Regions from separate parts of the Homo sapiens genome. Here regions 2, 3 and 4 are each linked to region 1. The links are chromatin contacts, found by Hi-C or POLR2A ChIA-PET in ENCODE. All regions are on one chromosome and are shown on one strand. The core of a region is the stretch at or near the end of the contact, and the rest is flanking DNA. Distances in the headings are between cores, read along the strand shown. Region 1 overlaps RAI1 (retinoic acid induced 1). Region 2 holds the start of TNFRSF13B (TNF receptor superfamily member 13B). Region 3 overlaps MPRIP (myosin phosphatase Rho interacting protein). Region 4 holds the start of SMCR8 (SMCR8-C9orf72 complex subunit).

Region 1 (6,826 bases), core at 2,343-4,842:
CCCTTGCTCTCCTGCGGGCACACTACTGCCTTGGGCCTTTGCACGCACTGGCCGCCTGTCCTGCCTGCAGTGCTCTTCCTGGAGAGCCACAGGGCCGATTCCTCCTTCTCCTTAGAGTCTTCTCTCAAATTACCTCTCTTGATGAGGCCTGCCAGACCACCTTATTTAAAACTACGAACCTAGTACCCGTTCCCCTTAGCGAATGTTTCCCCCAGAGCACTCAGTCGCGGTGTAACGCCCTGTACAATTTACTGATTTATGTTGCTGCTTATTGGCTGCCTCCCTTCCGTGCGTCTCCCCAACTCCTCCCATAGAAGCCACCAAGGGCAGAGTTTTTTTTTATTTTTTGTTTTTTTAATCTCTTATAGTGGTGGATCTCAAGCACCCGAACATAGTAGGCACTCAATAAATGTTTGTTGAAGTATGAGTGAATTCAGCCCTGGGCAAAACGTGACCCCATTTCACAGACTAGGAAGTGGAGGCCCAGGGTCTTGCAGCCCTGTGGGGAGAGGGCTGCCCAGCGCCCCGCAGGAGCCTCCCGCCCGGCATACCCACGGGCCAGTGCCGGGACTGGGCGCGGGGCGGCGCGCGGGCGCAGGTAGCCATGGTGACAGCGCCCCAGACTACTCGTATTTCCTGCCTTTTGTGTTCGCACATGCCCCAGCCCCCAGCCCGGGCAGACGCCCCTGATTGGCCGTCACACTGCGGAGGGGCGGGGCGGGGTGAGCGGAAAGGGGCGGGGCTGACCTGTGGGCGGGGCCCCCGGGGCGAGGCTGGTCTTGTACTGGCGCGCGCTGCCTGTGATTAACAGGCGGGCGCGGCCGCGCGCGGCTGGAAAGGGGCGGGGCTTCCGGAACAGCCGCCCCGGGAGCCTGGGATAGGGGTGAGTGCTCCTTGATGGCGGCCCCGAACAAAGGACGCCTCCAGACCCGGGCTTCCTGTCCGTAGTTTTTCTTGGCCCTTGGAGTCTGAGAGTGAGAGGCCTGCTAGGCCAGCGCCCCCTAATCCTCATCCGGCCGTGGGTGGCCAGGCACTGCAGACGTGTCCCCGGGGGCCGACCACCTTACTTGCCACGCTGGCCCCTCCCTCTCCTCACCACCACAGGGCCTTTGCACGTCATTCCTGGACACTCTTAAAGTCCTTCTTTCCGGCCGATTCCTCACCCCCTCAGGAGGCTCTCCACACAGACCGTGACCTGCCCTGCCTGGCACTCCTCTGCCCAGCGTTTATATCTCTTTTTGTGCACTCTCCGCCCTCATCACACGTGTGCCTCAGGGCAGGGCCCTGTCTGTGGCCTGGCACACAGTAGGTGCTCGGTTTGTGTTGTTGAATGCCTCCATTCATCAGGTTGCCTGAGGCTTCCTTGGTGGGTGGTGCCGGCTGTACTGGCCCGGGACTTGGGAGGAAGGGAGACAGATGTGCCTTCAGACCCAGACACAGAAGAGTTTGTCTCCAAAGCCAGGGCACTGGGTCAGTGTCTGGCCTGGACCCCAGGCCCGAGGAGCCTGGTTTGGTGTGTGCCCTTGGTGAATGGCCTACTGTGCTGGCCAGACAGGAGCCCCAGGGGCTGGCCCTGCCTCAGGAGGAAGGCAGGGTCACAGACACAGGCTGGAGGGGCCTGGAGTGAGGGCTGCTCAGGACCCCTGCCGACCAGACCTGGGAGCCCCAGCATCTGACTCTTCGTTTGTGTATTACTTGCTGTGCCTTGTCCTGGCTTGACAGGGTTGGAGTGGGGGTTGGAGTGGTAGAGCAGCGAGAAAATCTCCACACCCCTTACCCCCATGGCACTCCCACAAAACAAAAGGGAGCTAAACTCATGAAATCGGCTTCACGGTTATACATGGATAGCCTTTTGGGAGTTGGGTGATCTCTGGGGTATATACATTGTTTCCTCACCAACACCAAAAGAAAATGCAATTTGAGCCAAGCTAATAACAATGTATTAAATCAGAGCTTCCTGAGCTTTGCTGGGTGCTATAAACCACCCCGAAGTTTGTACTAGGAGCAGATTCCTGGGCTCAGGCCACCCTCAAATCACAGATTTTAAGGGGTGGGGCTCAGGAATGCCCTTTTATTCAAACTGCCTGTGTGTGGTTTTGATACTCAGTCTTAAGTCCATCATTTGAGAAATGGAATGACAGATATCTGTGTCTCAGAACACATTTGAACTCCTCTCCAGGCTCTAGAAAGTCTACCGTTCTCTGCCCCAGACCCTGGCTCCAGATTCAAGTCTAGACTGGAGGAACTGTGGATCCTTTGGGATTTGGAAAAAAGTTCTAGACCCTCTTCAGAAAAATGTGCTTGTCCACACACACTTCAACTTTGCATTGGATCTCAAGGTCTCATACCTGGGCTGGGTGGTCTGTAAAGCAGGGGAGACCTATTTGGGGAAAGGCCTCCATGCTGACACTCACCTGAACCTAGGGCCAAAGTGTATGGTTGTACAAGTTGTACATTGTACAAGGATCCCTGGAAGAAATCGAGCCACTGGCCAGCTGTGCAGCCTGGCACCTGGGGTGTCTTCCTGTTTTGTACAAAGGCATTTTATGCCATTCGCCTAACCCAATCTTTTTTTTTTTTTTTTTTTTTTTTTTTTTTGAGACAGAGTTTCGCTCTTGCTGCCCAGGCTAGAGTGCAATGGCGCGATCTCGGCTCACCGCAACCTCCGCCTCCTGGGTTCAAGCAGTTCTCCTGCCTCAGCCCCCCGGGTTCAAGCAACTCTCCTGCCTCAGCCTCCCGAGTAGCTGGGATTACAGGCATGCGCCACCACACCTGGCTAATTTTGTATTTTTAGTAGAGACGGGGTTTCTCCATGTTGGTCAGGCTGGTCTCTATCTCCCGACTTCGGGTGATCCGCCTGCCTCGGCCTCCCAAAGTGCTGGGATTATAGGCATGAGCCACTGCGCCCAGCCTCCCTAACCTGATCTTTAATTCCCCTCCTGCCTCCCATGACAACTCAAGTTAGTGGCACTAGTAAAGTTACAGAAATTATGTGCCTTAGCCATGGGAAACCGGCCCTCTGTAAACTGTTATTAAAGCCATAACAAATAATATCCGACAGCCTGTACCTACTAGTGTTCAGTTCCTGGTACTCCAGAGCCCTAAGCGTTTTTGGGCAGTGGTTGGGGGGCTGCCACCAGGCCTCAACTTGGGTTAGGAAGATAGGGCAAGGGTGCAAGGCCCGTCTCTGCACAGAGGGTGGGAGAGAGGAGTAACTACATAGTAGGTGCTTGGTAAGCACTTTCCCAGTCTACATTCATTGGGTCCATTTTATAGATCAGGAAAACTGAGGCTCTGAGAGGGCTGGTAATTTGGATTAGAGAAGGCCCACCTGTCTGGAGCGGCTTTATGAACACAGGCTTTGGAGTGCGACAGCGGGGAGGTCAGGAGAGGAGAGGAAATAGCCATAGCTGTACCCCCACAACATTCACACCATGCCTCCCCCTGAAGGCTTTGCCTGACGTTTGGACTGTTTAGAGGGCTCCTCTGAGCTCCCACAGCCTGAGCCTTCCTGTCACGGTGCTGCCACCCTGGTTTAGCAGGCCTGTTTACACACTGTCACCCCAAGAGCCTGGCAGCACCCCAGTGCTGGACTGTGAGCCCTCCACACAGGGCCCAGCGCATGGTGTGTAATACAGCTCTATGGAATGCTGAGTGGCTGATTAAGTGGGCTCTAGCTTCTGGCAGCTTTGCTCCCTGGGTGGATGGGGCGGGAGTGATGCAGAAAGGAGAGGTGTAGGCCTAGAGTTAGGAGGGCAGGGAGAGCACTGGGCACTGGAACCACTTGGCAGGGTGAGTTGGCATTCCCTGTTTGCCACGACCTTGGGGTCACCCTCACCAACTTGCCCCAGCTGGGCCTGACTGAAGGGCAGGGGGCCTGGACATTGGAGCCCAGGGAGGGCAGAGGGTGGTAGACTCAGGAGAGAGCTCTTTGTTTGGGGGCATTTCTCCAGCAGAGACCCTTAGTCCCTCCAAGGAGCATGTCCTCCTCCATCAGTCAGTGTCCTAGCCAGCAGGGGTGCGTCCCCCCAGATCCTTCCCTGCTTATCCTATCCTGGGCCCAGCCATGCTTTCTCCCATGGGGTCATGTCATCCTGACCCTCAGATTTGGCTGGGTCGCCCCAGGGCTCTCTGACAAAGCCCAGCTCCTCCCCTGGCACCCAGCATCCCTCAGACCCGGCCTACACCCTGTCAAGCCCGCCTTCTCTTCACCCCAAGGCCTGCCGTGCCTCACAGCTTGGGCAGGGCTGTACCCTCTGCACACATCACCCTTCCCTATCCCCAACCCTCTCCCTTTAGTGATAAATCCAGCTGGCCGCTCTTTGCAGCTCACCAGGGACCAGTGTCCCCAGTGCGGCCCTCGGTGCACCCAGTCCTTACGTGAGCCCTAGCCACCATGGAAAGCCAGGAGGGCCTGGCCAGCCTCCATGTGGGGTCTGGTTGGTTATTGCAGGGCCTGTTGGGACTGCCTGTGTCCCTGTTCCCCTGGGACAGGAGTTCTGGAGCCTGCGAAACTTAAGCATCCATCATGGGACCTGGCACGGGGGTGCCTGGCCACAGCAGGAGTGAATGAATTTTTTTTTTTTTTTTGGAGACAGAGTTTTGCTCTTGTTGCCCAGGCTGGAGTGCAATGGTGTGATCTCGGCTCACCGCAACCTCTGCCTCCCAGGTTCAAGTGATTCTCCTGCCTCAGCCTCCCAGGTTGCTGGGATTACAGGTGCCTGCCACCATGCCTGGCTAATTTTGTATTTTTATTAGAGACAGGGTTTCTCCATGTTGGTCAGGCTGGTCTGGACCTCCTGACCTCAGGTGATCCACCTGCCTCTGCCTCCCAAAGTGCTGGGATTACAGGTGTGAGCACTGCACCTGGCATGAATGAATTTTTTTATTTTTGGAAACTCCTTTGAAATAGTGTGTTTGCTTTCCACTGTCTTGTTCTTCACCTTTACCTCCCTTACGTATAAAGGTAGATGCAGTCAAGTAAAGTGTGCTAGCTTCAAATCAGAAAATCTCCATAGAGTCTTCCGCAAATCCTTGAGCGCCTACTACGTGCTAATCTGTCCCAGGTGCTCAGGACACAGTGTGAACAAAATAGACCAAAAATCCTCTTAGTGAAGCAGACGCTTGAGTCGGGGGCACTGGAGAAAGCAAATCAGTTCGTCGGTAACGAGGCAGGGAAGTGGACGGGGAGGAAGAGGGGCTTCTGTGAAGGTGTGCTTGGCCAGGCCTCAGGCTTCCCACCTGTTCACTGGGGTGATGTGCTTGCCCGGTGGGAACGGTATTCTGTTCATGACTGTTGCCATTGTTATTAACCGCATGCCCATTGCCTTTCAGAGTTTGTGGGCCCTCTCGGGCAGCCCCCAGAGGGTGCTGAATGCCGGGCCCTGTGTACACTTCACCCTATCTCCGCGGGGTCAGGCTGGCCACCTCCATTTACAGAGGAGCAGATGGAGGCCCAGGGAGGGATAGGGTGGTGTCACATGCTTGGAGCGGGGTCCAGGGAGAGCTCTTGGCTCCCTGAGGCAGGGAGACCCTGAGCCCAGACACACCCCAGTTTATAAGTGGGGACAGCTGTGGAGGTGTTGGGTGCTCAGCCCTGGGCCTGGCTTCTCTGGCCTGAAGACGGCAGCTCATCTGGCTGCAGAGTCAGGAAAGATTTCCTGAGCCTGGACTGAGAGGCCAAGGTGGGTTTGCGGAGGCAGGAGAGAGCTCCAGATCAGGAGGCAGTGTGGGCCAAGCCGGGGGGCGGCAGGATGTGAGCACAGAGAGGGCAGCAACCCTTCTACAGACCAGTTCAATTCCAGTAACCCCAGCCTGCCGTAGGGGTGGGGGACAGCCTGGCTGCAGCGGGGCCCACCTGCCAGTGTGTGCCTTGCCTGCGCTCCACCTTCCCCCTCGGGCACTGCGGCTTTCTTGGGACAGCAGGACCCCAGTTAAACAGCCCTGTTTCCTGCCCAGCCGTGGCTGCCGCCTCTTCTCGGAGGATTTTTTTTTCCCACAACTCAACAACCACTACCACTTGCAGCTAAGCAGAAGGGAAGTTAGGACTCGCATTTTGCCTCTGTAGCGCCTGTAATCAGCCCCACACAGCCCCCGCCGCAGGCGCCCATCAGTGCCACTTCCGGAGACTACTTGAGATACACCTGCTCACGCTAAAAGGAGAAGCAGTAATCCATCAAAACAACCCCAGGCGCCGGGGCGGGAGAGGCTGAGACTCAGTTTCCCCTCCCATGGAACAGGGCAGTGTTGGGCATCTGAAGTCCCCACGGGTCCTGGCATTCTGGAAGAACACGACTCAGTAGCTTTCCCCTTCTGGGCCTCGGTTTCCCTGTCTGCCAAAGGTGCAGGGAGATGAGCTCCCAGCTCATGCCTCTGGGCCTCCTACCTCGCCCCCACCCTCATCTCTCCCTTTCCAGAGACATTATAAATCAAACGGCTTAGAACGTAAGGCATCAGAAATTCTGAAACCTTCATCTATTATTAACGCTGACAGTAAATTCCCCCTCCGAGCGTTTTACATAGCAACTGTTACCAAGACTCGGTGGTGGAGCTGCTGCTCCAGCGGCCGCATCCCAGCAGCTCCGGGCAGGATGGCAGGGCCGCCACAAGCCCTACCAACCCGGCCACCACCTGGGCACTCAGCAAACCCTCTCCAGGGGATGGGCGGGGAGGGAGCCTTTGGCAGAGGAAATGGGTGGCTTACAGCTGAAAGGAGGTCCCAGCTGCTTTTGGTGAGCCCTGAAGACCCCAGCTCCTGCCTAGGTGAAGACAAGGGGCCCTGAAGCTCCCAGGCCTTCAGAGGCAGCACCTATGGACAGGGACGGGC
Region 2 (6,826 bases), core at 1,337-3,836, 780 kb before region 1:
GGCTAGGGAGGAATGAAGACTGACAAAGTTTCTTTTTGGGGTCATCAAAATCTTCCAAAATTAGCTTATGGTGATGGTTGCACAACTCTGTAAATATACTAAAAACACAGACTTGTATGCTTTACACAGGTGAATTTCATGGCATGTAAGTTATATGTAAATAAAGCTGCTTATTCTAGGGGAGGTGGGAACTGGGCAGATGGAGGACAAGGAGGAAGAAAAGACTTTCTATTATATATCTTTCAATACTTTCTGGGTTTCAAACCATCTGACTATACTATCTATTCAAAGGCAAATCTAAAATCAAAGGATCAAACAAAATTAAAGGCAGACCCGATTCTCCCCACTTTTGGGTTGGGGAGCAAAGAGGGAGAAAGCCACCACCCGCCGCATATCACCGTGAAGGGTTGGTTGAGTGGAAGGTGGGCAGGACGTTCTATGTGACAAGGGCAGCCTTGGAGATGTTCCAAGACCCATTCATTGCCTGGACCAAAGCCACCAAAAGCCACTGGACCTGACAGAGAGACAGTGCCTGACTGACCAGACAGCAGATGCCAAGCTGACCAGAGGGCCTGTCCCCGCCCCCTCCTCTACCACCATGTGGACCTACATAAAATCCCAGAACCATCATCAAGTGCCAAAGGAGGGCAGGAAAACCCCATGACTGACACCAGCCAGGCAGAATAGAAGCTTGAGAGAGAAGCTTCGTTGATGGAAAGGGAAGAAAGGGAACACCTCTCTGACACTAGCTGTGTGGGCTGGGCTCAGACTCTGGGCCGCCACAAATTTGGATGCAGGATGGAGACTCTCTCCTGCACCCCGAGACCAGAGAGCAGCCAAGGAGGGTGATTCTCAGAGCCCTCTGCTTGTGCCTCCTCACGGGCTTGGCCGGTTAACAGGTGCTGCACCAAGAAAGAGCTCTGTGGTCGGATTAGTTTGAAAAACACTGGGTTAAAGAAAGTCAAGGCAGTTTTTTAACCGCAGGGCTTCTCAGAGCCTTTCCTCATGACTCCCCAAGAGGGGGTCTGGTAGTTTCATCAAAGCACTTTTGTGTGTTTGAGGGATGTCTGGTAGGAAAGACAGTCTTCTTCATTTTACACTGAGGGGAAGCGGCTCAGCCAAGGTCCCAGAGTGGGCCAGTGGACAACCGGCCAGGGCTGATTCGGCAGCACCAGACAGCTTCTGCCACTGCCAGGTCACAGTTCTAGCTGGGTCCTGACTCGTGGCCCCAGAGCACTGGGCAATTTCATCCTGTGTTAAGGCAGCCTCTGGTCACTGCCTTGTCCAAGTCTCTCAGAAACTTTACATATTTGAGCCCCTGGCTGTGTAGATTCTGGGGACTTGGTGGCTGGACACAAAAAAGGACTGAAGAACAAATTTGCTCCCTGCCTGAGGTGTGGGACAGAGCAGCAGGCAGAGGCTGTGAATCTAGGCTGTGCCCCGGGTCCATCTGGCCATGGGTTCTGTCTGCACTAAAGGACCTGGGGCCCTTTCATAAAACCTTAGAAACCCACCCTGATGAAAATGCTATACGGGCCGGGTGCCGTGGCTCATGCCTGTAATCCCAATACTTTGGGAGGCTGAGGCAGGTGGATCACCTGAGGTCAGGAGTTTGAGATCAGCCTGGCCAACGTGGCGAAAGCCTATCTCTACTAAAAATACAAAAAATTAGCCGGGCGTGGTGGTGGGCACCTATAATCTCAGCCACTCGGGAGGCTGAGGCAGGAGAATGGCTTGAACCCGGGAGGCGGAGGTTGCAGAAAGCCGAGATCATGCCATTGCACTCCAACCTGGGTGACAGAGCAAGACTCTGTCTCAAAAAACAAAAACAAAAACAAAACAACAAAACAAAAAAAAAGAAAGCTATAGGATAAATATAAATATAAATATATAACAGAAAAAATGGGTGGAAACTGTTATAGATTAAAACATAGCCAAAAGTCTAATGTGGGACAGGCTGATTTGAACAAGTCAACTGAGAAAGACATTGGTGAGACAGTTGGTACAGTTTGAACCCTGGCGGGCTATGTGATGATGTTCAGGAATTGTTGTTTCAGCAGGGGTGAAGGTATGATGCTTAGTTTTTTGTTTTGTTTTTAGGGTTTGTGTTCTTAAGGAATAAATCCTGTGGTCTCCACAACTCAAACAATCTGGTATTTGAGATTAGCATTAAAATGGTCCAGCGGGCATGTAAGGGGGAAAATGGGGGCTGTGCAGGGGCCATGGTGACAAAGGGAATTCCTGCCGGTGTGGCCAACCCTGCAACCTCAGTGGCTTCTGTCACGGAAGGCAAGCCCCACATCCCAGAGGCATCCAGACTCGGGGCTCTCCATGTGCAGGAGCTTGGGGAGGCTGGGACTGCCCCAGTGTGTGGATCTGCTGTGGGCTTTGCACCTGCTGGACCTTGCAACCCCCACGGCACTCAGGCCCAACCCTCCTCACACCTCCCACCTGCCCTCCTGCCCTCCTGCCCGGCTACTCACAGCGCTCCTCCTGGTCCACACGGCTCCGGCCACCTCGCCTGCTCCGGCCCAGGCCACTCATTACTCAGGATGCTTATTACTAGTCTTAGATTTGATTAGTGCTTGGGCTGCACTTCCTGGGTTTTCCCCTCAACCTGTTGGATGTAAATCAGCCACACCCACTCCCGCCCCCATGCCTGTGCATTGGGTCTCAGGAGCCCAGGTGGGTGGCTGCGGCCCAGGCTCCTGGCGTCCCATGGGGTACACACAGAGCAGTGGAAGGCCTGCCGGGCCTTGCGATGAGGTATTGACTATGGGATGGCCCAGGCTCTTCTAGATCTGGCCTTGGCCATCCCTTGGTCCTCATCTCCTGCCCGCCGGCACACACCCCAAGCCAGGCCAGCTCTCCACCCTCCCAGCATCACTCAGGCCTTTCCCTCTTCCTGGGTATACTTATTCTATTCATTGCCTGGTCGGCTCCTCCTGCTCTTCCTTCAAGGCTCCATTGAGGTGTCACCTCCTCCAGGAAGCCATCCCTGACTGTCCCAGCCTGTCAGGTGGTACTCATTCTCTGTATCTCCTTGACCCTCTCCAACACCTAGCAGAGCACTGGAGAGGCTGAACCCCAGGACCGGACAGCCTGCGTTTGAATCTTGACTCTGCTGCATACTAGCAGAAGGCCTTGGTGGCAATTTATGGAACTCTTCTGTGCCTCCATGTTCTCTGTGTAAAACAAGGATGAGGTCGGGCATGGTGGCTCACGCCTGTAATCCTAGCACTTTGGGAGGCCGAGGCAGGTGGATTGTCTGAGCTCAGGAGTTCGAGACCATCCTGGGCAACACGGTGAAACCCCATCTCTACTAAAAAAAAATACAAAAAATTAGCCGGGTGTGGTGGCGCGTGCCTGTAGTCCCATCTATTTGGGAGGCTGTGGCAGGAGAATGAACCTGGGAGTCAGAGGTTGTAGTGAGCCGAGATCGTGCCATTGCACTCCAGCCTGGGCAACAGAGATGCCATCTCAAAAAAAAAAAAAAAAAAAAGGATGAGAACATTGCCCGCCTCACAGGCGGTTATGAGCATGAAATGAGGGAGGGAGCACAGTTACATTCTTAGAGCAGGTTCTTGGCACACAGTAAGTCCTCAATAAAGGCCGTGGAGGAGGAACATTACAGCCCGTATTGCACTGCATGGCGACTGCACTCCTGTGTCTTCCCCATCGTCTGAAACCTCCCAGGGGATGGGAGGCCCAGCAACAGCCAAAGGCGGAGTGAGAGGAACGTAAAAGCCAAAGAAAGCCCATGGGCCCTTAGGAAGAAACTGAAGGACGAGGAGGACATGGAGAGGTGGAGAGGAAGGAGGGAGGCTGCAGGAAGCAGCTGGAGCAGGGTGATGGTGCACAGAGCAGGAGAGGAGATGCAGACGGTCAGCAAACACAGGAAAATGTCCAGTCTCCCAAAAATCAGAAAAACAACTGAACAATGAAAAACTAACTTTCAGCCATCAGGTTGCAAAGTTTTAAAGTTGGTAACATCAAGGGCAGGGGGGTGATCTACAGAAGCATGAACTCAGGGCCCACTGGAGGGAGGGAGCTGGCAGCAGCGTTCTGGAGAGTAACCAGCCAGGGTCAGTTAAATGCACAACACACACCTAACCCACCCCCCAGAAATTCTCCTCCTCCGTGAGCCTCCTCATGACAGCGAGAAACGGGAAACAATGTAAATGTCCATGCAGCAGAGGATGCCTGAATAAGCAGGGTGCACAGGCCAGAGCCAGGAATCTATTGCACAGTTAAAAGAATGAGAAATCTCGAAGCTTTCAGGACAGACGCTGAGTAAATAAAAGTAGCTTATAGCATGAGCCTTACAGCATGATGCCTTTTAGTAAAACAAAACCAAAAGCAAACAACATGCACACACACACACACACAGTACAGCGCTGTGTTGTCTGTGATCACGCACACATGACTGTGAAGCATAAGAAGTCTGCAAAGACATGCATGACGAAACTGGCTCTCGCCGGGTGGGGCAAGAGGGAACCAGGACTGGGGGTGACCGTCAAAGGGGACTTTAGCCCTATTTGTAGGGCTAAACATTTTACATTTAGGGCTTTTACATTTGTAGGGGTTTTACATTTAATTACTTGTTTACATTTAATTACTTGTGTCAATGAACAGTGACAAAACCATAGCTGGGCTCTGGCAGTGGATTTCTAAGAGAGAGGTAAGAAAGAGATCCCATTGCCAGGAACTTTCTGCCTGTTGAAATGGGCAAGCCCAAAGTCACTACAGGATGCCCTCACTGAGTCCCCCCTCACCTCCTGTTTGCATACCCCCAGGGTCAGGGCTCTCACCACCTCACGGAGCAGCTGGCTCCCTGGGGGGTAGCTCTGATGGTTAGAAAGCTCAGCTCTAGCCTGGGCAACATAGCGACCCTGTCTCTATAATTTTTTTTTTTTTGAGACCGAGTCTCACTCTGTTGCCCAGGCTGGAGTGTGGTGGCGTGATCTCAGCTCACTACAACCTCCACCTCCTGGGTTCAAGCGATTCTCGTGCCTCAGCCTCCTGAGTAGCTGGGACTAGAGGAGTGAGCCACCACTCCCGGCTAATTTTTGTATTTTTATTGGAGACAGGGTTTCACCATGTTGTCCAGGCTGGTCTCGAACTCCTGACCTCAAGTGATCTACCCGTCTTGGCCTCCCAAAGTGCTGGGATTACAGGCGTTAGCCACTGCACCCAGCCTAATTTTTTTTTTAATTAGCTGGGTGTGGTGGTGTGCACCCGTAGTCCTAGCAACTTGGGAGGCTGGAGGATTGCAACACTGGGCTGGAGCTCAGGAGTTCAAGGCTACAGTGAGCTATGATCACACCACTGCACTCCAGCCTGGGCTACAGAATGAGAACCTGTCGCAAAAAAAGGAGGAGGAGGAAGAAGAAGGAGAAGGAGAAAGAGGAGAAGGAAGGAGAAGAAGGAAAGACAGCAAGTTCAGCTTTGTCCAGTGAGCAGACTGTGCTTCCAGACTGTGCTTCCATGGGACTGAATGCTGCTCTCTGCAGCCACACACATTGTCCTGGAGTTTTAAAGCCAATACCTGTTATGCCTGAAATGAAAAACAAACAAAATCCAGCCTGATTTGGGGAGTGGCTGAGAATTGAATGACAGAGTTCCCTAATGTCTTACTGCCAATCACAGCTTGTTAATGCTTTTGCTCAAATGCAGTTTACAGAGAATGGATTTAATTTGCTTTCTATTTTCTTTAATTAGATGGTGTAATTTACAGACAGTGAAATGCACCCTTTTAAAATGGGAAGTTCAGTAAGTGTTCTCATACATGCACACCCAGGCAACCACAACTCAGATCACAACTCAGAGCATGCACAGCCCCCAGAAGGTCCCTCACTGCCCCTTCCAGCCAGCACACCCCACTCCATCCCCAAGAGAGTCACAATTCTGACTCCTGCCACCACAGATTCATTTTGCTTGTTCCCCAAACTTTGTATAAATGGAAACATACAAATGGGATCGTTTCATGAAACACAAAAATAGATTCCCCCTCTGCACTGGCTCCCCCAGAAGATTGAACAGGTGCTGGAGGTTTCTAAAGCTCATTCTGAGACCAGCCTTTTTTTGAGCTGTCTCCCAAGAGGATGCGGGATTCTAATTTTAAGCTCCACAGCCAAGGTGACAGAAGAGATTTAGAACCCAGAGTAGAGATAACTCATATACCTTAAGGTTTTGGACCTGGTTCATTTATATATGTATAATTAGCGAGTTAAAATGCACACATAGTAAAGAAAAAAATTCAAGCAGTAAAAGAATATGGCGGAAGTAAATTTCTCTCCTGTCTGGTTATCCTAGGCCCATGATGTCCCTACTCAAAGGCGGCAACCCTTAGTGGACCTTGTTCATACAGCCTCCCAGCAAAGCCTAGGCATTTCTGAGCATGTGCGTGTCGCTAGAGGATATATTTCACCTCTCCCTCCCCCTCCATACCTTTTTTTTTTTTTTTTAACACAACTGCTGGCTTATACAGATCAAGGTTGCTGTTTAGCATGCCACCTTTTCCATTTAGTATAGCCTGCCGGACAGTTCTTAGCTTTTGAAATGAACTCCTACAGTGATCATTGGGAGTAACAACAGGGAAAACTTAGGGCACTGTTCTAAACACGTAACATCTGCTCATTTAATTCACATTTTACCGTCTTTGTCACCTTGAGGGGCATGAGCTCCTTAAGTTAAATTGTTTGAAGAAAGGCAACACTGGCCTGTTGATCAATATTTCCCAGGGAGATGGTTCCACTCTGCACTAGCATGTCCGTGGTATTTTGGCCCTAAAGACCCACATCCCTGCAGGTGCTGTGGTCTCTTT
Region 3 (6,826 bases), core at 2,600-5,099, 580 kb before region 1:
GAGACTCTGGAGGTTTCTTTGCTCCTGAATATTGGTCCCTGATCTCTCTGTCATTTTAGGTCTTATTGCGGGTAAAGGAATCGGAAATACAGTACCTGAAACAGGAGATTAGCTCCCTCAAGGATGAGCTGCAGACGGCACTGCGGGTAAGGCCACCGCACCACAGGAGGGCGGGTACGGGAACAGGCTCTAGGTGACATGCGCCTCCTGAACTCAGGCTGGTGCTCAGCGCGGGCTCTTCTGAAGCAGATTTTACTCTTGTGAGGAAGGAGGTTTCCAAAATCAAGCCCTCTTAAAAGACCAGCCTGCAGGCAGGTGCTGTGGGAACGTGGACATGAGCAACCTGCCTGGCCTGGCTCCAGCTTCAGTGTGTATGTGCTTTTTGTGTGCCTTGGGAGGAATGTTCCAGAGAAAAGGCCTGTGAAGTGAGGCAAGGCTTGACTTCCATTTGAGCCGCCCCCTGGCTTCCACCAGCCTCCTCCAGGGACTCCTGGAGTCAGGGGAGATGACAGAATCATTGGTGGTCACTCAGTCACCTAGGGAATCTAGGACACAGAGAGGATTTCCAGGCTGAAGCCCACAAGGGAGGGGCCTGGGCACTCAGGGCCACACCAGGCTGGTCGGGCAATCCCGGAACTGCCTCCTGCACTCACCGGGCCTGGAGATTATCCTGCCATGTCCTGATGGCTGTGCCCGTGTCCTTAGGCCCCGTGGTTTTTCCTCTCTGTCCACTGTCTGCCTCTAGAAGACAGAGGTGAACAAGCCTCCTCTTCCGCCCACAGCAAGCCTCCCTACCGTGTTCAGTCCCCAGGAAGACAGGCCATGTTGTATGTGCTCCTCTTTCCTGGATGTAACTACCATTCTCTGTCATTTCACTCCCAAGGACAAGAAGTACGCAAGTGACAAGTACAAAGACATCTACACAGAGCTCAGCATCGCGAAGGCTAAGGCTGACTGTGACATCAGCAGGTTGAAGGAGCAGCTCAAGGCTGCAACGGAAGCACTGGGGGAGAAGTCCCCTGACAGTGCCACGGTGTCCGGATATGGTGCGTCCTCGGGTCATGCCCTCTCGGTTATTGCTGGGGGGCTTATGGGGGTTTGGTCGTAGAGGTTTCCCGGTGCTTGACTTGAAGCAGAAGAGTCCCAGTGATGCTTGTAGACCCAGGCATCCCAGTGGAGCAGGAGCACCAGCTTCACACGGCTGCCCCAGACAGGCCTTGCTCTCCCCATCGCAGCAGTGGATGCTGTGCTGATTGCTCTAGGGAGAACCCATAGTATCAGCATAATATTTTCGAAATAATAACAAGTCTTATTTTTCTAAAGAACTCAACCACTGGGCAGAAGTAGCTCTCACTAGCTGCTTGATCCTAGGATTTGACTATAATATCTGTAAAAGGCCATAGAGTGGAGAATGGGAGGGAGCTCCCTGCTTTCTGGAATGAACAACAGAACTGGCCCTTTTTTTCTTGGCTAAAAACATTTAGGTACCCTGTAAAAAATAGATGGCAGGAAGGATGAAAGAGTTAACATTTTATCAAGCATTTTCAGCTCATACGTAATTTTTTTTTTTTTTTTTTTGAAACTGGGTCTTGCTCTGTTGCCCAGGGTGGAATGCAATGGCGTGATTTCACTGCAGCCTCCGCCTCCCAGGCTCAAGGATTCTCCCACCTTAGCCTCCCCAGTAGCTGGGACTACAGGAGTGCACCACAAAACACCTGGCTAATTTTTGTATTTTTAGTAGAGACAGAGTTTCACCACGTTGCTCAGACTGATCTCAAACTCCTGGGCTCAAGCGATCCAGCCACCTTGGCCTCCCAAAGTGCTGAGATTACAGGTGTGAGCCACTGCACCTGGCCAGATTATACATAATTTCATTTGACCTTCATCTTGATTTTTTATACAGAGACGCACAAACAGGAAAAGATGTGCTAGCTCACTAATATCAAAAAAGAAAAAATCAACTTTTTTTCTGTCAGGCAAGGAATAGTGATTATGTACTGACAGATGCTGGGAGGAAGACTTCATTTTTCCATAAATACCTTGAGTAGTCAGGCTTGGTGGTAGGCCTGGCTACCCAGGAGGCTGAGGTGGGAGGATCACTTGAGCCCAGGAGTTCTAGGCAGTCACACACAAAGCTAAGTCGATCAGGTGTCCACACTAAGTTTGGCATCAATATGGTGACCTCCTGCGAGTAGGGGATCACCAGGTTGCCTAAGGAGGGGTGAACTGGCTCAGGTCAAAATGAAAGAGGTCAAAACTCCTGTGCTGGCCAGGTGCAGTGGCTCACACCTGTAATCCCAGCACTTTGGGAAGCTAGGTGGGCAGATCACTTGATCTCAAAAGTTCAAGACCAGCCTGGGCAACATGGCAAAACCCTGTCTCTACAAAAAATACAAAAAAACTAGCTGGGACTGCTGGCATGCACCTGTAGTCCCAGCGCTACTTGGGAGGCTGAGGTGGGAGGATCACTTAAGCCCAGCAGGTGGAAATGGCAGTGAGCCATGATTACACTGCTGCACTCCAGCCTGGGTGACAGAATGAGACCCTGCCTCAAAAAAAAAAGAAAAAAAAAACCTGTGCTGACCTGTGGTGGAATCACACCTGTGAATAGGCACTGCATTCTAGTCTGGGCAACACAGCAAGAATCTGTCTCTTAAAAGAAACAGAGGGCGGGCGTGGTGGCACCCGCCTGTAATCCCAGCACTTTGGGAGGTTGAGGCGGGTGGATCACGAGGTCAGGAATTCGAGACCAGTCTGGCCAACATTGTGAAACCCCGTCTCTACTAAAAATACAAAAATTAGCTGGACATGGTGGCACATGCCTGTAATCCCAGCACTTTGGGAGGTTGAGGCGGGTGGATCACGAGGTCAGGAGTTCGAGACCAGTCTGGCCAACATTGTGAAACCCCGTCTCTACTAAAAATACAAAAATTAGCTGGACATGGTGGCACGCACCTGTAGTCCCAGCTACTCGGGAGGCTGAGGCAGGAGAATCGCTTGAACCCAGGAGGCAGAGGTTGCAGTGAGCTGCTGAGTTTGTGCCACTGCACTCCAGCCTGGCGACAGAGCAAGACTCCATCTCAAAAAAAAAAAAAAAAAGCAAAACAAAAAACCCCACACATGCACAGGATGTGTGATATGACTCAGTATCTGTTTGTGTTACAGGTACTTAAGTAGACATTTCTAAGAAGCCTAAAGGACTGCTATCTGGGTGGGTGGACAATGAGAAGGCCTTGGCCTTATCATCTTGCTTTAGACAGCCCTGTGCTACCAGGAGGAAGGTAGAGAATCATGGATAATGGGGGTAGGGGTCTGCTCAGCATTGAGGTCCCACACCAGAGTGAGGGGACCAAGTCCCTTTGAAGGGAATGCTGTTGTGGGCTACAGTCACAGTGCAGGAAGCCCTGGCGGGGCCCCACATACACATTCTCCCATTGTGCTGGTGTTTTATGGTGGTCTGAAGAGATCTAGCATGTTTTATGGTTATTGGCTTTGAATTCCCTTAGAGTTGTTTAAGGAATTGTCCTAAGTATGCTGCAGTAGGAAGCTTGGGAAATGTTTCAGGATTTAGTCTGGTTCCAGAGGGTTTTAGAAAGCAAAGGTAACAGGTCTGTTTGTTTTCATTATATACCGCAGATATAATGAAATCTAAAAGCAACCCTGACTTCTTGAAGAAAGACAGATCCTGTGTCACCCGGCAACTCAGAAACATCAGGTCCAAGGTGAGTCTGGGGTCCAGCCCCCTGGTGGGAGGGGCTTGAGGGACACTGGGGAGAGTAGCCCAAATTGAAGTATGAGTGCTCCCATGGGCCACAGCTGCCAAAGCCCCAGGGCCCAGCACTGAGCCAGCCCGAGCTCACCCTGCTGGGCTGGTTCTGGTGGCTTTGAGCTCTGTGTCTGTCTTGGAGCCACCTCCTGGCAATGACACTGACAGGCCAGGGCTGTGAAGAGCAGTGCTTGGCATGATCAGCTCCTGCCTCGAGGCCAGGTTTCACCCAGCCCTGCTCATGTCGGCCTGCTGTCAGCTGTGCCTGTGTTGTTCCTTGCACATCACTGTTGTGACACTGGTGCCGCCTCCAAGAGATGATGCTGCCTGCTCTTGTTCCCCAGCCAGGAAGCAGTACATCTTTAGTGTGCTGTCCAGAGCCAGCCATGCACAGGAGGGCGGGCGGAGGTGGGAGCGGCACCGCGTGTGTTTGGGATTGGTTGTGTGTCTCATGTCTGCTCTCTCCTCTGACAGTCCGTAATTGAGCAGGTCTCGTGGGATACCTGAAATGCACCCGCTTCCCGGCCCATGCAGGAGGTAAACCGCCTCTCCCACCGCCTGCATGCACTGCTCACACCCCCATGGCAAACGCCTGTGTCATGGTTACTTTATTTCAATTCATCCTGCTCCAACAAACACATACCAAATCCAAGTGAGGTTTCTTTAACCTGCTCTGGGGAGTTAATTGGCACTCTAACCTCTTAACAGAGATGACCCTGGCAGTGAGGTGCTCCTCTAGCCTGGTGGGCAGGCAGAGAGCCAGGCACCCATCAGCATGCATGTTGGATAATCTGTGCACAACGGCTGAACTCACTCCACCCCCTCAGGGGACACTTGTCTTGCCCTCTGTCACGAGGTGGAATTTACAGATGTCCACACTGGCAAGTGAAGTCTACCGTCACCAAAGGCCTCGCCCACCTAGTGAGCCACTTAGTGGCCTCTGTCTGTCAAGGCTAACAGGGTGGTCATTCTAGGAATGGATAAACCAGGACTAGAGCTTGGTGAAGATGGTTCAGAAGAGCGTGATAACTACAAGCAATAGGGGCGAAATATTTACCAGTATTTTTTTTTTTAATAAAACAAAAGCTTCTCACTAGGTGCCATTGAAGGCCCTATGCCAGAGAGGAGGTGGGGGAGGGCCCATGGTGGGAGACACCCTGAGAATGAGTAGTTGCCGGCTCAGTAGCTTGATCTCGTTCATCCCGGAATGAGAACATGGAGGAAAGCAAGAACCACGTCTTCCTCCCCATGCTGGCCCTTTCTCAGGCACACCCACAGCACCCCGCCGTCCGAAGGACTTCATCCTGAGGCTTGGTTAAAGAGTTGAAGGTTTTAAGCCTAGTCAGTTTGGTTTTATTTTTCTACAGTTCTAAGTCCCCTATACCCAAATATGGTTTAGGCTTGATTGAAAACTTAGCTTGGGCATTTTTCTTTAAACATAACGTTTTGTTTAGCAAAAGGAAACTTGTTCTTTTTTGGTTCACGGTTTTCTTACTGAAGATTCTACTACTTATTTGAGGCTAAACTGTAGCTAGTATCTTTGAGCTTTTCTTGAAGGAGTTTGAAGTTCACTATTAGTGATTTGGGCTTTTGGACCATGTCTATAAGTGACATGGGACCGGCTGTCACTGACAGGACCCTTCCAGGGAGGCTGTGCAACACCCACGGGCCCCTGACAGTAACTCTGTGCAGTGAGTGGGTGGGGGCCTCTCACAGTGGCTGGGAACCAGCCAGAGCAGGGATGAGGGAGCAGACTGTCTGGGCCCCAGGGCAGACTGAAAAGGATGGAGAGAAACCCCAGGATGGGGTCCTCCTCCTTATGTGTTTTTAAGTTGATGTTTGGCTTGGCTGGGTTTCCGTAATAAAAATCCTTGGAGTGCAGGGCTAGTCCTGCTGGCCCCAGCAGAAAGTCGAGGACTTCCTAGATGTCTGTGGTGCAACAGGGCAGGATGGGGCCGTGTTCGCGCTCCCAGGAGACATTAGGAGGCACAGGCATGGGTGGGTGTCATCCTTTTCCTCAACTGTATCTGAAGACTCCACCCAACCCTTCAAGAAGATGGAAATGCAGTTGCCCAGAAACCGTACTTCTCAGTGGTGTTTTTTGATGTGGCATCTGATGTGCACTGATCTGTGTCTTTTGTTCTGTTCTGTTTTTCTGTCCTGCCTCGCTCGAAAGGACCGCAAGTCTCAGCTGCTACAAAATCAAAGACAGCAAGTTGCTTAGGAGCAGCACAGCCTTTTCTGGGATTGAGACCAGAGAATGCTTCCCTCGGGGTTCTTAAGGGGCCCCCGTGTCTGTGGTCAGCTCAGTATGTGGGGCTACAGGAGGCACTCAGTGGAGACAACAGCCTAGGGGGAGATGAACCCCAGAGGGAGCTGGCTGAGCCTTGGGCTGAGCAGCCACCGGGAGAGAATCCAGAGGACGTAGAGAGAGAAACAGCCTCCTGCAGCCAGTGTGGGAATAACGTAGGGGATTTCACTTACTTCCCACCCTTGGAATTGTAGCAAGCCCAGCATCACCTGAGCCTGAGCTCTGCCCTTTGTCACTGGGGCAGGAGCCAGTAGCGAGCATGCTGGGTGCTGTGGCTGTCAGGGCGCTCCCCTCCCCTGGGCCTGCTGTAGCAGGAATCTGGGGCTTCTGACGCAGTGCCTGCAAGGAGCAAACCCAGGCCTTAGGAGTGATCAAACTCACTACAGTCCTGACAGAAAGTCCCCAACAAGCAGGAACCGGGATGTCAGTGACATCCCCCAGCCATGCTCCGGGGCCTGCCTCTGAGTAGCACTTAGGCTCAGGGCTGCCTGCCTGGCTTGGCCCCAGCCCCTTCAATGGTGACCAGATGTCTACCCAGGTCCTCTGCAAGACTGACTGCTGTGAGAACCCTGCACTCTGTGGGGAGGGACCCCCCAAGGGCACCTGGAAGCAGGCATGGGTGTTGAGGTACATCTGGGCTCAGAATGGGAGATGGATTTTCCCCCCATTCCCCCAGCCACTCTCTGTGGCAGGCTTCCAAAGAAACCCTCTCAGAAACACACAATTATCAAGCTGTGACAACTGCTTGA
Region 4 (6,826 bases), core at 4,166-6,665, 560 kb after region 1:
TTTTTTGTATTTTTAGTAGAGATGGGGTTTCACCGTGTTAGCCAGAATGTTCTCAATCTCCTGACCTCGTGATCCACCTGCCTCGGCCTCCCAAAGTGCTGGGATTACAGGTGTGAGCCACCACGCCCAGCGAATGTCTATAGAAGTTCTATTCACAATAGTCAAAAGATGAAAACAACCCAAATGTCCATCAACTGATGTATGGTAAAATGAAATATGATCTATCCATATGATAGAATATTATTCAGCCATAAAAAGGAATGAAGAGGCCAGGTGCAATGGCTCATGCCTGTAATTCCAGCACTTTGGGAGGCTGAGGTGGGCGGATCATGAGGTCAGGAGTTTGAGACCAGCCTGGCCAACATAGTGAAACCCTGTCTCTACTAAAAATACAAAAAATTAGCTGGGCGTGGTGGTGGGTGCCTGTAATCCCAGCTACTTGGGAGGCTGAGGCAGGAGAATCGCTTGAACCTGGGAGGCGGTGGTTACAATGAGCCGAGATCTCATCACTGCACTCCAGCCTGAGCGACAGTGAGAGAGACTCCTTCTCAAAAACCAAAAAAAAGGAATGAAGAACTGATATTAATACATGGTACAACATGGATGGACTTCAAGATTATGTTAAGTGAAAGAAACCTGACACAAAAGAGCATGTAAGATATGGGTCCACTTATAGGAAATGCCCAGAACAGGCAAATCCATGGGGAAAGAAGGCAGATTCGTGGTTGTGAGGGGCTGAGGAGAGGGTAAGGGGAGTGACTGCTTAATGGATATGAGGCTTCCTCTTGGGGTGAAAAAAAACCTTCTGGAACTAGATAATGATGATGGTGGCACATTTAGTGGACAAAATTCCACTGAACTATATACTTCAAAATGATTAAAATGGTCAATTTTCTGTGCATTTTACCACTCAACCTACATGGCTCTCTAAGATTCTTATGATCTGCACTCAACTGCTGCTCTTGCTTAACTCATCGGTGTCTCTTCCCACCACACCACACCCCTAACTTCTCACTGTTTCTGAATATGCCAAGCAGTTTCAAGCCACTAGGTTGTTCTTTACAGTTTCTACTGCCTGGTAAAACTTTCAGGCTCAGCTCAAACATGCATTCAACAACTATGAATTTTTTTTTTTTTTTTTGAGACAGAGTCTCACTCTGTTGCCCAGGCTGGAGTGCAGTGGCACAATCTCGGCTCACTGCAAGCTCCACCTCCCGGGTTCATGCCATTCTGCTGCCTCAGCCTCCCGAGTAGCTGGGACTACAGGCGTCTGCCAGCATGCCCGGCTAATTTTTTGTATTTTTAGTAGAGACAGGGTTTCACCGTGTTAGCCAGGATGGTCTCAATCTCTTGACCTCATGATCCGCCCACCTCAGCCTCCCAGAGTGCTGGGATTACAGGTATGAGCCACCATGCCTGGCCTAATTTTTTTTTGAGATGGAGTCTCACTCTGTCGCCCAGGCTGTAATGTAATGGCGCAATCTAGGCTCACTGCAAGCTCCACTTCCCGGGTTGAAGCGATTCTCCTGCCTCAGCCTCGTGAGTAGCTGGGATTACAGGACCCCGCCACCACACCTGGCTAATTTTTGTATTTTTAGTAGAGATGGGGTTTTGCCATGTTGGCCAGGCTGGTCTTGAACTCACGACCTCAGGTGGTCTGCCCGCTTGAGCCTCCCCAACTGCTGGGATTACAGGCATGAGCCGCTGCGCTCAGCCCAAGTATTAATATTTATTGAAAGTTTCCTGCATTCCAGACACCATATTAGGCGTTAGGACATAGCAATTAACAAAATATAATCACTGTCCTTTGGAGTTTAGAGTCCAAGGAGAGGCAGTGACAAAAATCAAATAAATGATCGCACATCCCATTATTTAACTGTAACTAGTAGATGCCTTTCAAGTAGAATAGAGTGCTATGACAGCATGTCAGTAAGGGTCTCTGACCTAGTGTGGGGGAACAGGTGGTGAGGGAAGGATTCCTTGAAGATGAGACATTTCAGCAGCCTCTCTCCTCTAGCCGCCCCAGATGCCAAAAGGAAAGATGGCCAAGGGGAAGAAGTGGCCCTGGCCCCTGTTGTCATGGAGCAGCAGTAGGCCAAAAAGGTGGTAAATCCCATTTGAGAAAAGCCCTAATAATTTTGGCATTGGATATCTAGCCTAAGGGCCTCACCCACTTTGTCAAATAGTCCCGCTATAAATGGCTGCTGCGGCAGAGCCGCTGTACTCTATAAGTGGCTGATGTGCCACCTGGGATTGACCAGTTCACCCAGGCCTCAGACTACCAAACTTAAGCTACTCAATTGCTTAAGCTGGCCCACAGTACAGACAAGAGACAGAGCAAGGGATGAGATCGAAACCGTTGGCCCAGGCTGAGAAGAAAGCTTCCAGCAAAGGGGATGTCGCTACTAAGAGACCACCTACACTTCGAGCAGGGGTTGACACCGTCACCAACTTGGTAGAGAGCATGAAGGGTCAGCTGGTGGTGGATCCCATTGAGCTGGTTGTCTTCCTGCCTGTGCTGTGTCCTAAGATGGGGATTCTCTACTGCACCGTCAAGACTGTGGTGTCAAATTCCACAGGAAGACCTGCACCACTGTCACCTTCACAAAGGTTAACTTTCTGGTAGACAAAGGAGCTCTGGCTAAGCTGGTGGGACAAATTACAACGACATATGAGATCTGCTGTCACTGGGGAGGCAATGCCCTGGGTCCAAAATCTGTAGCTTGCATTACCAACCTAGAAAAGGCAAAGGCTAAAGAATTTGCCACTAAACTGGGTTAAGTACACACTGTTGTGTTTTCTGTACATAAAAATAAAAATTCTCTTTCCAAGAAAAGTCTTTCCTTTTGGCTGGAACTGCCATCTTGGAGTAATTTGCCAAAATGACGAACACAAAGGAAAAGAGGACGAGGCATCTGATGTATGTTCTCCTGGCCTTATAGAAAACATGGAGTTCGAGCTGGGCACGGTGGCTCACGCCTGTAACCCTAACACTTTGGGAGGCTAAGGCGGGTGGCTCACCTGAAGTCAGGAGTTCAAGACCATCCTGGCCAACACAGTGAAACTACTAAAAATACAAAAAATTAGCTGGGCATGGTGACAGGCACCTGTAATCCCAGCTACTAGGGAGGCTGAGGCAGGAGAATCGCTTGAACCCGGGAGGCGGAGGTTGCAGTGAGCTGAGATCACACCATTGCACTCCAGGCTGGGCAACAAGAGCAAAGCTCCATCTCAAAACAAACAAACAAAACAAAACAAAAATATGGAGTTTCTCTGGCCACAGACACCAGAATCTACAATGAAGGTGATATTGAGGACTTCGTGAGAATGCATACTGTTCAAAAGGGAATGACCCACAAATGTTACATGGCAGAACTGGAAAAGTCTATGTTACCCAGCATGCTGTTGGCACTGCTGCGAACAAGGGCTAGATTCTTGCCCAAAGAATTAATGTTTCTATTGAGCATATTAAGCACTCTAAGAACCAAGATCTTTCCTGAAATGTGTGAAGGAAAATGATCAAAAAAGAAGCAAGTCAAAGAGAAAGGGTTCACCTGAAGTGCCAGCCTGTTCCATTGAGGGAAGTACACTTTGTGAGAACCAATGGAAAAGAGCCTGAGCCGCTGGAACCTATTCCCTATGGATTCATGGTATGATAGGGTAAAAATAGATAAATACAAGACCTCTGGATTGCTTAAAAAAAAAAAAAAAAAAGGGAGAGAGAGAGAATGAATTCAGCAGAGCCTTGAAGGATAAGAAGTTAGGCGTAGGAGAACCATTTTTCAATGTCTACTTCATTGTCTAGAAGTAGACAAACCTTGGGGCTGGTCACCAGGACTTCTAGCACTGGAAACAGGTAAAGCTGTCAGCCAGCATTCACACAACCCTGGCTCCACTCCCACTATCCTTGATCTGGAAACAGGTCTTAGGACCCTGGGAACTAAAGAAAAATGAGCAGGGAACTTCCACCCATGCTCTTAGAAAAGTTCTCCAGAAAACCATTTCAGGATCTACTTTTGTTATCTGAGATATTTTCCTGGACAGCTCTTTATGTCTCCCGTGGCACCTCCTTTATGAAACTTTTTCTTATCCTCCCTTGCGTTTGTGCCTCCCGTGTGTGTAGAACACATTCTTACCACTTACCTCTCTCAGAATCAGTTCATTCGGGTAGGAACAGGGCTGACTTCAAATCTAATCCCCAAACCTTACCGTGTTGCTGTAAGTGTGCACTGTGAGGCTGGAAAGTCACAAGGGCTGTAGAATGCAGTGGCTGTGGCACAGGATGGGGAGGGCTAGGTTGGCTGGGGAACGATCGGGCAGGGCTTGAATGCCAAGTTAAGGGAATCTGGTCAGTAGTTCCCAAATGAATTTCTGAATCTCTAGGGAAAAACAGTAAAATACACACTTCCCCAGCCTCACACAAGACCCGAAGGGCAGCCAGCGCCCGAGGCGATTCCGAGAATCAGACAAGTTTGGGAACCTGCTAAGCGCAAGCAAAACAAAAGGTTTCCACGCAAATGAGTGAGATGTATCAACTACGTTTTAAAATGCACTCCAGTCCGAGAGCAGACAGGAGGCCACTGCAATAATCCAGACGAGGGGCAGTGAGGCCTGAGAAATGGGAGATAATCGCCTTCATCTCGATTCTTGGCGCCCACCACGCTGTCCCGCTCGGTGGGCCTCCCTTAAGGCACGCAGCTGATCGGAACGCGCTTTCTTACCCGCCTCATGCGACCGTTTGACAGCAGGTCGGCGATCCCCTTGGCCGCGTCGTTTTTTTCGGCCACACAGAGGACTTTCCGCACGCCTCGGAGGGCCATCTCCATGGCGGCGCGGGAAAAGGCACGGTCTTCGGGCCGTCGCAGCCACCGGAGCGCGTAGCGGGCGACAGGAAAGATCATCCTCAGACCTCGCGCCCGGAGCCGCTCCCCGGCTGCCGGCGCATCCTGGGGAAGCCAGAGATGAGGCTCAAATGGCGCCCACCGAAAGGGAACCAGAGCCTCGCTTCGGTCACGTCCCCACCAGCCTGCTGGCCTTTGGAGCTTCAGTCACTGAGCCTTTCCCGTGCCGCAGCCGCCGCCTCAGCACCGAATCCAGTATCTTGGCGTGGAACTTCCGCCCGCCTTCTCCAGCTACTTCCGCCAGGCGCGCGCCCCACAGCGACCTGGAACTACAACTCCCAGACTGTCCCGCGCCCCTCGTCCAAGCACGTTCCCCTCTGCCACCTTCCCGCCGCCCCCGTCTCACTCCGCCCCTCTTTCCCCTCCTTCCCGGCAGTGGTTGGTTAATCGGACTCCTTCTTGCGGGGAGCCGCCAGACACTCCCATCCAAGGCCTCTTTCTCATGACTTTTTAATCTCCTGCTCGGAAGTCTACGAGGACGCTTCCGGGTCACGCGGCGCGGACACCAGGAGTCATGTGATGTCAAGATGGCGGCGCCGCGGTAGCAGGATCCGGGTTGTGGCGTCCTAGGAGCCGCGACGGTTTCTGCCCTCGGGCAGTGAGGGGCAGCAGCGCTTGGCTGACCCCTGCGGCGTCCCGTAGCCTCGCGTTAAGCCTTGTTCAGAGCGGGGGCTTTTGCTGTCGCAGTGGGTTCCGGAGAGTGCAGGTGATTTCGCAGCAGGTTTCTTGTGCTGGCCGCGCTCGCCGGACGAAGAAGAGAAGGGCAGTTGGGCCTGCGGCCTTGGCGTTCATGAGGCCTCAGAGAGCTCCGGAGGAGCTACAACTGTGAGGGGGCTGCTAGAGTTCTTCTCCTCGGGTGTGTGAGAAGCAGCCTAGGACCCCGGGTTCGGGGAGTCGCAAAGAAGGCCGTAAGGGCTTCACTTCCTTCTCCGGAGGCCTGCCTTCTGCGCGTCGATTAACACCGCATTCTTTCCCACTTCCTCTCAATGTTTTCTTCATATATCTGGAAATATGATCAGCGCCCCTGACGTAGTGGCCTTCACCAAAGAGGAAGAGTATGAAGAAGAGCCTTACAATGAGCCGGCCCTGCCTGAGGAGTACTCGGTGCCGCTCTTCCCCTTCGCCAGTCAGGGTGCTAACCCCTGGTCAAAACTGTCCGGGGCCAAGTTTTCGAGGGACTTCATTCTTATTTCCGAGTTCTCTGAGCAGGTGGGACCCCAACCCTTACTGACCATCCCCAATGACACCAAAGTTTTTGGCACTTTTGATCTCAATTACTTCTCCCTGCGTATCATGTCTGTGGATTACCAGGCTTCCTTCGTGGGCCATCCTCCTGGATCTGCCTACCCCAAGCTGAACTTCGTGGAGGACTCCAAGGTGGTGCTGGGAGATTCTAAGGAGGGCGCCTTTGCATACGTGCACCACCTTACCCTATACGACCTGGAGGCCCGTGGCTTCGTGAGGCCGTTTTGCATGGCTTATATCTCTGCAGACCAGCATAAAATCATGCAGCAGTTCCAGGAGCTTTCAGCCGAATTTTCCAGAGCTTCTGAGTGCTTGAAGACTGGCAACAGGAAGGCATTTGCTGGGGAACTTGAAAAAAAGCTGAAAGACTTGGATTACACCAGGACAGTGCTACACACAGAAACGGAGATCCAGAAGAAAGCCAACGACAAAGGCTTTTACTCATCTCAGGCAATTGAGAAAGCCAATGAACTGGCCAGTGTGGAGAAGTCCATCATTGAACATCAAGACCTGCTGAAGCAGATCCGCTCATACCCTCATCGGAAGTTGAAGGGGCATGATTTGTGTCCTGGTGAGATGGAGCACATCCAGGATCAGGCCAGCCAGGCATCCACTACCTCTAACCCTGATGAGTCTGCCGACACAGACCTTTACACCTGCAGACCAGCCTACACCCCAAA

Evidence for each region. Hi-C counts contacts between places; a loop is a spot of excess contacts on that map. ChIA-PET counts read pairs that join two places held with the same protein, here RNA polymerase II (POLR2A). Pooled maps may share reads with other maps.
Region 2: a map with no recorded cell type shows a loop between it and region 1 (9-fold over the local background). The contact joins the promoter of TNFRSF13B here to the enhancer-like site in region 1. A Hi-C loop is called at or near these places in 4 of 37 single-sample maps with no recorded cell type and 5 of 50 pooled maps. POLR2A ChIA-PET finds 5 or more read pairs at or near these places in 1 of 52 experiments (common myeloid progenitor, CD34-positive).
Region 3: a loop to region 1 is called in a pooled map, with 2.9 times the contacts of the local background. The contact joins two enhancer-like sites. A Hi-C loop is called at or near these places in 3 of 50 pooled maps. POLR2A ChIA-PET finds 5 or more read pairs at or near these places in 2 of 52 experiments (B cell and activated CD8-positive, alpha-beta T cell).
Region 4: a loop to region 1 is called in a map of CD8-positive, alpha-beta T cell, with 11 times the contacts of the local background. The contact joins the promoter of SMCR8 here to the enhancer-like site in region 1. A Hi-C loop is called at or near these places in 2 of 168 maps with a recorded cell type or tissue (CD8-positive, alpha-beta T cell and naive thymus-derived CD4-positive, alpha-beta T cell), 1 of 37 single-sample maps with no recorded cell type and 8 of 50 pooled maps.

The regions. Positions count from the first base shown.
Region 1 is chr17:17,751,624-17,758,449 of GRCh38, forward strand. All of the region lies in intron 2 of RAI1 (retinoic acid induced 1), which reads left to right. Among named protein-coding and RNA genes, the nearest start is that of RAI1-AS1, 11 kb to the right of the region's middle. RefSeq lists enhancers at 1-117, 632-1,333, 5,913-6,012 and a silencer at 458-927. Within about 2 kb of position 3,593, at least 6 of the 41 ENCODE cell types and tissues checked have a DNase peak (open chromatin) inside an H3K27ac peak, as active enhancers do.
Region 2 is chr17:16,969,532-16,976,357 of GRCh38, forward strand. It overlaps TNFRSF13B (TNF receptor superfamily member 13B), which reads right to left and starts at 2,587. Exons shown (of 5, transcript NM_012452.3): 1 at 2,484-2,587. The coding sequence starts at 2,544. It overlaps LOC284191 (a long non-coding RNA gene), which reads right to left. Exons shown (of 3, transcript NR_148948.1): 3 at 6,468-6,826. RefSeq lists enhancers at 4,019-4,188, 4,259-4,308, 6,357-6,486.
Region 3 is chr17:17,176,367-17,183,192 of GRCh38, forward strand. MPRIP (myosin phosphatase Rho interacting protein) reads left to right here. Exons shown (of 24, transcript NM_001364716.4): 21 at 60-146; 22 at 884-1,046; 23 at 3,637-3,722. It also overlaps the pseudogene RN7SL775P. Among named protein-coding and RNA genes, the nearest start is that of PLD6, 27 kb to the right of the region's middle. Within about 2 kb of position 3,850, at least 10 of the 41 ENCODE cell types and tissues checked have a DNase peak (open chromatin) inside an H3K27ac peak, as active enhancers do.
Region 4 is chr17:18,309,878-18,316,703 of GRCh38, forward strand. SMCR8 (SMCR8-C9orf72 complex subunit) reads left to right here and starts at 5,416. Exons shown (of 2, transcript NM_144775.3): 1 at 5,416-6,826. The coding sequence starts at 5,913. TOP3A (DNA topoisomerase III alpha) reads right to left here and starts at 5,117. Exons shown (of 19, transcript NM_004618.5): 1 at 4,722-5,117. The coding sequence starts at 4,901. It also overlaps the pseudogene RPL7AP65 and the pseudogene RPL21P121. RefSeq lists enhancers at 4,166-4,689, 4,637-4,726, 4,737-5,086, 5,214-5,737, 5,427-5,476 and a silencer at 5,237-5,286.